2 separate regions of the Homo sapiens genome follow, and region 1 is linked to region 2. The links are chromatin contacts, found by Hi-C or POLR2A ChIA-PET in ENCODE. All regions are on one chromosome and are shown on one strand. Each heading gives the region's core, a stretch centred on a gene start or an enhancer-like site at or near the end of the contact. The rest is flanking DNA. Distances are from core to core; before and after follow the strand shown. Region 1 overlaps MACF1 (microtubule actin crosslinking factor 1). Region 2 has its middle 24 kb from the start of PABPC4-AS1.

Evidence for each region. Hi-C counts contacts between places; a loop is a spot of excess contacts on that map. ChIA-PET counts read pairs that join two places held with the same protein, here RNA polymerase II (POLR2A). Pooled maps may share reads with other maps.
Region 1: a pooled map shows a loop between it and region 2 (5-fold over the local background). The contact joins two enhancer-like sites. A Hi-C loop is called at or near these places in 2 of 168 maps with a recorded cell type or tissue (endothelial cell of umbilical vein and thyroid gland), 3 of 37 single-sample maps with no recorded cell type and 6 of 50 pooled maps. POLR2A ChIA-PET finds 5 or more read pairs at or near these places in 4 of 52 experiments (AG04450, GM12878, WTC11 and 1 more).

Annotation. Positions count from the first base shown.
Region 1 is chr1:39,375,442-39,379,845 of GRCh38, forward strand. It overlaps MACF1 (microtubule actin crosslinking factor 1), which reads left to right. Exons shown (of 101, transcript NM_001394062.1): 53 at 3,020-3,082; 54 at 3,762-4,003. Among named protein-coding and RNA genes, the nearest start is that of BMP8A, 110 kb to the right of the region's middle. Within about 2 kb of position 3,075, at least 2 of the 41 ENCODE cell types and tissues checked have a DNase peak (open chromatin) inside an H3K27ac peak, as active enhancers do.
Region 2 is chr1:39,538,567-39,543,200 of GRCh38, forward strand. It overlaps the pseudogene PPIEL. Among named protein-coding and RNA genes, the nearest start is that of PABPC4-AS1, 24 kb to the right of the region's middle. Within about 2 kb of position 2,310, at least 13 of the 41 ENCODE cell types and tissues checked have a DNase peak (open chromatin) inside an H3K27ac peak, as active enhancers do.

The DNA.
Region 1 (4,404 bases), core at 1,825-4,324, 160 kb before region 2:
CAGGCACCTGCCACCACGCCTGGCTAATTTTTTGTATTTTTAGTAGAGACAGGGTTTCACTGTGTTAGCCAGGATGGTCTCAATCTCCTGACCTTGTGATCCACCTGCCTTGGCCTCCCAAAGTGCTGGGATTACAGGTGTGAGCCACCAGGCCCAGCCTATCTAATTTATTTCTAAATTTTGTTTGGTTTCATTGTATCCAGAAAATATGGTTCACACAGATTAAGTAACTGCAAATGATGACAAATGTTTTTGAAAGTTGACTTCACAATGTCAGAACAGGCTTTGATTGAATTGAGCTAGAAACTTGAAAGTGATGTAATAAGAAATTATTGTTTCAAAGTTAAATCACTAAGAATATTTAATGAGGGCTTTTACACATAGAAAACACTTAAGACTGACATTGAGGACAAAAACTGTCCAACTGACTTGAAGTGTTAAGAATTCTATTATTACACAATTCTGCCACAATGAGAACTGTGTAGATGTACAGAGAGCAAGTCGTGTTATATTTTTGGTCGTGTTATTTAATGTATTACACATGTGCTATAGATGTTTTTCTTTGTATAGTATACATGAGTGGACATGGACAGGTTTGAATATCATAAATTGCTGGTAAAGAGCTACCACCTTTCCAATCAGGGACACTCAAAAATAACTTAAAATAGATGCTTAGATGTGTCAGGAGCTGCTTTACTTTCCCCAGAAAAGCAGCATAATTGGTTTTATCTGGTGGGTTAAGGTGTAGAATTCAGCATAATTGAACATGCATGTTTTATTATCATTTCTAAGTACTTAGAAATTTATGTGAATATTACATTTAAACCAAACATTAAACACAATCCCTAAAGCACGTTTTTAGGGTGTTTTGAAAATCAGTTTGAAAATTACTATCTTGAGTGCTCTCAAAGTTCTCCTCCAACTCTGAAAAACCATGTATATTTCAGTTCCTTACATTTATCTAGCTCCGTTTCATAAAGTACTTTGATATACATTCGCTCATGATCTCTTCCCAGTTACCCCATGAGAGTTAACAGGATAGGTTGTATTATCTTTAAATCCTGCAGAATAAACTGTGTTTGTAGATTAAGGCTCACATACTGAGTTAGTGACAACCTTGGTTAGTACCGTCTTCTCCCACCTACTAGTCCAGTTTCTTTTTTTGCATCACCACACTGCAATGGAATGTTATTTTTCTATTTTGTATTTTTTAATCGAAAATATAATAACATTAACATTTAAAAGTTTTATAATCACCACCCTAATTCAGCTAATTTTTTTCCTTCCTTTTAGAGACAGGGTCTCGCTCTGTCACCCAGGCTGGAGTACGGTAGTGTGATCATGGCTCTCTGTAGCTTTGACCTCCTAGGCCCACGCAATCAGCCCACCTCAAGCTCCTGAGTAGCTAGGACCACAAATGTGCACTGTCATGCCTGACTAATTTTTTTTTTTTTTAATATTTTTTTGTAGAGACAGGGTCTCGTGTTGCCTAGGCTGGTCTTAAACTTCCACCCTCCCAAAGTGCTGGGATTACAGGCGTGAGCCATTACACCTGGCCCACAACTATTTTGTTTTTGTTGTTGTTTTGAGATGGAGTCTTGCTCTGTCGCCCAGACTGGAGTGCGGTGGCACCATCTTGGCTCACTGCAACCTCTGCCTCCCGGGTTCAATCGATTCTCCTGCCTCAGCCTCCCCAGTAGCTGAGACTACAGGCGTCCGCTGCCACACCCAGCTAATTTTTTGCATTTTAATAGAGATGGGGTTTCACCGTATTGCCCAGGCTGGTCTCGAACCTCCTGAGCTCAGGCAATCCACCCACCTCAGCCTCCCAAAGTGCTAGGATTACAGGTGTGAGCCACCGCGCCCGGCCAACTATTTTGTAATATAACCTTGCACATGACTTTTTGTACAGTGAAGTCAGTGCATATGAGAGTTTTCTGTCCTTTTAAAGTATCATTATGAATATTTTTCAGATTTCTGTATAATATTTATCATTACCTCACCTGATTTTTACCTATCTTGGGAAACTTCTGAAATATAAGGAATCAGTTTGGGGAGAATGTATGTGAAATTATGGTGATTAGAAACAGAACCAAAGGCCCAAAGCACAATTTATAAGAATGTTGATGAGCCAGATTTATTGGCACTTAGGATTTCTGTTTTTTCTTGGGGAAAGGTGAGCAAGAAGAGGTTATGAAAGAAAAGGCAAATAATCTTCCTTTAAAAACAATATAAGAAGGGCTCATTTTAATGTCTTTATTAGAAGAAGGCTGCTTTTTAGGCCAGGCACGGTGACTCATGCCTATAATCCCAGCACTTTGGGAGGCCGAGGCAGGCAGATCACCTGAGGTCGGGAGTTTGAGACCAGCCTGACCAACATAGTGAAACCCCGTCTCTACTAAAAATACAAAAATTAGCCGGGCCTGGTGGCAGGCGCCTGTAATCCCAGCTGTTTGAGAGGCTGAGATGGGAGAATTGCTTGAACCTGGGAAGTGGAAGTTGCAGTGAGCCGAGATCATGCCACCGCACTTCAGTCTGGGCAACAGAGTGAGACTCTGTCTCAAAAAAGAAAAAAAAAAAGGCTGCTTTTTCTGTCCTTAATGGTATTTTCATTTTTATTATATTGAAAGATATTGATATAAAAGGTGAAACTTTCTGGCTTTATTATAAAAGCTTATTCCAAAATATGGCAAGTACCATTCTAGACTGAATAATTTTACCAGTACTTGCTTCACAAAATTAGGGCGGCATCCAGAGAATTCAAGTTGGAGATTTAATAAAAAGGGAATACGAATTTCCTCTAGAAGGGATTAAGAATCATTCCTGCTAAGAACCTTGAGTGACGTTTTGTTGCCTGGCAGCTAAAATAATTTGTCTCTTTCCATGAGTATGTTGTCTTGTGCTGTGTTAACTTCCTGATACCTAAGCTTAAAGTGAGGGCCAAAGGACAAATTCAGTGCCTATATGTATTCCTAACACGTTGGTCTTGCCCTGTTTGTCTCCCTGTCCTTCTGCTCAGGTTCCATACTGCCCTCTGTAGGAAGCTCTGTAGGCAGTGTAAACGGATACCACACCTGCAAAGGTGAGAATGCCATTTCAACAGTGCTTCTTTGTTGGATGTGTTAGGACAGTGTCTATGTTTGCATCTGTGTATGTTGCAATATGTGGTGGAAGAACTGCTGCCAGAATGGGTGTGAGGATAAAAATCTGGGGAGAAGCAACTGTGGTTTGCTGGCTATAGACCATAAACAGGTTGGCAGCCCCTGAAGCTAAAGGTATTGTAGAAATACAATAGATTGGATCACTAGATAAGGCAAATAGGGAAGGAACTCAAAGAAAATATATGTTAATCTTTGAATTATAAAGAAGTTATACTAGAGATAATCTAGTCTAGCTCTCAGCCTCCCAGCTAGGTGACTTCTCTGTAGTTTGGAGAAGAAGGAATGGAAGAATGCTCCAAGTCCCTTAATCCCAATAGTAAACTAAGGTTAATTTCTTACTTTGCTCCCTTCACTTTTGTTGTTCCCATGTTTAGCATTTTAAGGTATACATCTGAGTATATAATGCCAAAACCAGAAAGCAGATTAATGAGAATGCTTTTGTTTTGTGTATATAAATGGGAACTTTTGTATGATTTAGCAGGAAGATAATCTCTAATTCACTAGAAGGAGTAAGAGAGATGCAAGTAATTTAGGAGTGAGGAGTCAAGGAGCATACTCGAAGAGCTGTCTCCAATCTGATTTCTGTTTCTATGATACTAGATCTGACGGAGATCCAGTGTGACATGTCAGATGTAAACTTGAAGTATGAGAAACTAGGGGGAGTACTTCATGAACGCCAGGAAAGCCTTCAGGCTATCCTCAACAGAATGGAGGAGGTTCACAAGGAGGCAAACTCTGTGCTGCAGTGGCTGGAATCAAAAGAGGAAGTCCTGAAATCCATGGATGCCATGTCATCTCCAACCAAGACAGAAACAGTGAAAGCCCAAGCTGAATCTAACAAGGTACTGTGTTTACATTAGTTGCCTCCCAACACCAAGAGGAAGAGACAGCTGTACCAGTGTTCCTGCCCAAGCCCAGGTATCTGAGAGAGAGACATGGGCAACAATCTAGGCTGTGATGGGCAGTATGTTTGACATTCTAAATGATTAATATGCCTTAACTCTCCTAGAGAATTTTCTTATGAAATTAGAAATTGTTATAAGTTAGATTCAGAAACAAAACCAGGTATGTTTGCAGAAAAAGAATAGCCCTCCCCAGAATCGTTAGCTCATTGAGAATGGGATCTCATTTTCTATATGATGCTGTAAGCAAGACAAACCATTCTTATCAAAGTATCTTTCCAATTCTTAGAGGGATCTAAATAACAGTGATTACAGTTCATTCTTAAGATTGACATGTGAGA
Region 2 (4,634 bases), core at 1,060-3,559:
AGAAGAGTGAGGTGGCAGGAAAGCCTGTTTTAGGGAGAGGTCAGGGTAGGCCTCTCAGCCAAGGGGACACATGGGTGGCATCTGAAGGAAGTGGGTGTGAACCATCTGGACAGTGGAGGAAGAACATTCCATGAGAGAAAAGGGCATGTGCAAAGGCCCTGAGGCAGGAGTGAGCTCAGCATGTCTGAGGAACAGCGAGACTGCCTATGGATGCAGAGGGCGAGGGGCAGCACATCCTAGGGGCACAGAGAGGTGCCAGGACCCAAGGTGGGTTAACCCTGTAGGACAGCGTCCCCACGCACAGCGCAGGATGGGTCAGCAGGAGGATGATGTGATCAGATTTATGATTAAAAACAATCACTCTGACTGCCAAGTGAAGATCAGACTATGAGGGTGAAGAAGCCAGGCTGGAAACAGGACTTGGTGGTCGTGGGGGAAGGGTGAAGAGTAGCTGGGCCAGGAGATGACCTGAAGTCAGATAGATGTGGCCTGCAGGTGATGCAGGAGTCCATGATGACGCCTAAGTTTCTGACCAAGCAGCTAAGTGGATGGTGGAGTCATTTACTGAAACAGGGAAAAGGGGGAGGAAGGGTGTGGGGGAGAAGGCCAAGGCCACATTTTGGACATGTGAAGTGTGAGATGCTCGTGGGATATCCAGCAAAGGTGAAAGGTAGGTGGTTGGACAGGAGTCTGGAGCTCAGGGAGCCATCAGCATGGTGACCCATGTGGACAAGCTTAACTCGGTGATTTCACTGAAAGTCCTGGGACTGGGCGGCGTGATTGCCCAGGGCATGGGTTCTCAGTGGTATCATACTGCCCCCTAGGGGCTACCAGAAACTGCAGTCTATTTTTGGTGGTCAGTAATACGGTGCTACTGGCATTGGAAGGAAGGGATCAGGGAGGGACTCTAGATGTCCTGCAGTCTCCTACGTAATGGAGAGTTACTCTAAATCCTGGACTTTCAAAAGCCCTGAATAACATTCATGTAGATAAGAAAAATCTATTTATAATGATCTGAGCCTACACCCTAACTCCATGTTCCATATAAATCCAAAGAATTATTTTTTTGTATCAAATTTTTCCAGAAATCAACCCATCCTGTCACTTTTCATTTCTTTTTGCTCAGAATTTTACCAAGAGATTTTTACTATTTCAAAACATCATGTTACTTTGATTCTGCCAAAACAACACACCTGAATCAGTCCACACTACTAAGTGCAGCTCTAGGCAGAAGTACACATGTTCAAGTACTTCATACATGTAGTTGCTTCCAAGCATTTGAATACTGAAATGCATATTATGTTATTACAAATTGTTTTCCTTTAATTTCCCTTTATATTACAACTATGAAATAATACTGTGGGGTTTTTCGTTTGAGACAGAGTCTCACTCTGTCACCCAGGCTGGAGTCCAAATGGTGCAATCTTGGCTCATTGCAACCTCTGCCTCCCCAGCTCAAGCCATCCTCCTACCTCAGCCTCCTGAGAAGCTGGGACTATAGGTGTTCACCAAGATGCCTGGCTGGTTTTTGTATTTTTTGTAGAGATGGGGTCTTGCCATGTTGCCCAGGCTGGTCTCAAACTCCTGGGCTCAAGCAATCCTCCCACCTCGGCCTCCCAAAGTGCTGGGATTATAGGCGTGAGCCACTGCACCCAGCCAATACCGTGTTTTTAATTAGGCATTCACTGGAAGGGTGCAGAGCTGTGACTTCCATCTCAGCACACTAGAGCATGAGCTGTAAGAGGCAGGTGCTAGGGTAAAAGGGTGAGAACTATTGAGGTAAAGAGTGAATACAGATACAGAAAAGCCATGGTGAGCACTGGGTCCCTCCAAAAATTTAGAGACTAGGAGGAGGAAGAGACAAGGGAAGAGACTGAGGGAAGACACCATGGGGCAAAAGGTAGGAGAAGAGGGAGGCCACCATTGTCACAGGAAGGCAAGCAGGCCAGGCAGGAGAGAATGATGCAGGCAGGGGAGTAGATCTGGCTGCAGGAAGACTAAATAGTTCTCTTCTGATTGTTTCTATAAATAAGCGACACCATCAGCTGAGAGGGAGAGTGTATGAAGCAATGCTGGAGGGCTGAGGAGTGAAGAAAAGGCGTGTTTTCCAGTCAGACGATGGATGACAAGTACCTCCAGCAATCTGGGAGGACCACTGGGCATTGCTCAAGGTGCCCTTAAGACCTGAGCTCCTCAACTCAAGAGGGACCAGATAGCTCAGGGCTGTGCTTTTCTCTAGCACACAGAGTTCTGCACTACGTAAGAAGGAGCACGAGAGAGGCAGCGGGATCCTTGGCAAGAGGAAGGAGAGTGCATGCAGCGACGGCGCGTGAGATGTGAGTGAGGCAACAGGGCAGTGTGGTGTGGGTGGATGGGCAGCGCATCTATGAGTCTAGGACACGTGCCAACCATGAAAAGCCCCAAAAGGATGACGTGCTGTCACATGAGGAAATCTGAATATGCACTGCAGTTGAGAGAATAGTATTGTAGCAGTGTTTGTTTTCTGATTTTGAGAACTATGTCCTGGTAACATTAAAAATACCCTGTTTCTTATGAAATACATGCTGAAGTATTTAGTGGTAGAGGAACATGAACTCTCCAACTTACTTTCAAATGGCTCTAAAAAAATACGCACTGTCTATAAAAATACACAGAAGGAGAATAAATAGGAAATGATGTTCACCAATATAAACAACTGGTGAACTTGAGTAAATGCCAGCAAAGGTGTATGGGGTTCATCGCACTATTCTTGTAACTCTTCCGTGAGCTTGACATTACATAAAATAAAAAGTTACAAAAACAATAACAAGACACCCCTGTAGGAGCAGACCCAGGCGTCTATGCTTCTTCCTCTTTTAATGAAAGGAGACAAATGGGAACTGAAATAACCCAAAATAAAAAACAGAAAAGCTTTTCAAAGCCCAAAGCTAACTCCACCCTAGCAAGGCTGAACGGTTCTCCTGTGTCTGGTAGCTGGGTCTCCTCCAGATTCCCTGTTTCTCAGCCAGAACCACGGCTCATCCTTCCACCCTGCACGGCCAGCTGCCCTCGCCCAGCCTCCCTTGTCACCACACGATGAGTGGTTCCTACCTGGTCCTGTGTGTTTGAAGATAAAGTTTTCATCATCAAATTTCTTCTTGTAGATGGACTTACCCCTGGTGCCACCGTGGTTTGTGAAATCACTGCCCTGGCAAATGAACTGGGGGATAATGCGGTGGAAGCTGCTTCCCTTGAAGCCGAGTCCTTTAAATGGGTGCACATGTAGAGAAAATTCTCTGGGATTGAGAAAGAGAAAAGTGCTGAGGTAAGAATATCTAACTAGATAATTAAAACTCCAGCTCTCTGTAACATGCCATCTCTACAAAAATAAAAATAATCATTTGGGTCCCAGCCACGGTGGCTCATGCCTGTAATCCCAGCACTTTGGGAGGCCAAGGTGGGTGGATCACCTGAGGTCAGGAGTTCGAGACCAGCCTGGCCAACATGGCAAAACCCCATCTCTACTAAAAATACAGAAACTAGCTAGGCATGGTGGCACACTCCTAGGTGACAAAGTGAGACCCTGTCTCTGAAATAAAATACACACACACCCCCAAACTCCAGCTCTCCAAATCTAAAAAAGTACATAGTACCTTTATTTAAACTAAATGCTTAAGTGTGGAAGTGGCACACAAATAGATAGAACAGACTAGGTGAAAAGAAGAGAAAGTCCCGAATAGACCCAGAAACGTATGAAAATTCAGTATTTCAGCTAGGCATGGTGGCTCACATCTGTAATCTCAGTACTTGGGGAGGCCAAGGCAGGAGGATTGCCTGAGCAGAGGAGTTGGAGACCAGCCTGGGCAACACGGCAAGACCTCATCTCTATTAAAATATATACATAGGCCAGGTGCGGTGGCTCGGGTCTGTAATCCCAGCACTTTGGGAGGCCGAGGTGGGTGGATCACCTGAGGTCAGGAGTTCAAGACCAGCCTGACCAATGTGGTAAAACCCTATCTCTAATAAAAATACAGAAAATTAGCTCGGCATGGTGGCATGTGCCTGTAATCCCAGCTACTCGGGAGGCTGAAGCAGGAGAATCACTTGAACCCGGGAGGCAAAGGTTGCAGTAAGCTGAGATCATGCCATTTTACTCCAGCCTGGGCAACAAGAGTGAAATTCCGTCTCAAAAAAAAAAAAAATATATATATATATACACACACACACACACACACATATACAAAAATGTATATATATGTGTATGTATGTATATGTGTGTGTATATATGCATATATATGTGTGTGTGTGTGTGTGTGCGTGTGTATATATATATATATATATAAAGGAATTAAATATTTCATAAAGCTTGGCATCTTAAATCACTGGGTCAAAGATGGACTTTCTATAAACTGGTCTTAGGACAACTGAATAAACATTTGGACTCCCCCACCCAATTATGCTAGGCAGCGATGACCTGAGAAGGTATATAATGACCAGGAGCTCAAATCCCCACAGACAAAGGTCTAGGTCACCCCACCTGATAAGCCATTTAGATTAGCAGAGGAACCAGCTGAGGTGAGGATGAGAGGTATCTAAAATGGATAGCAGAGGAGGGAGGCCAGGCGCCGTGGCTCACACCTGTAATCTCAGCGCTT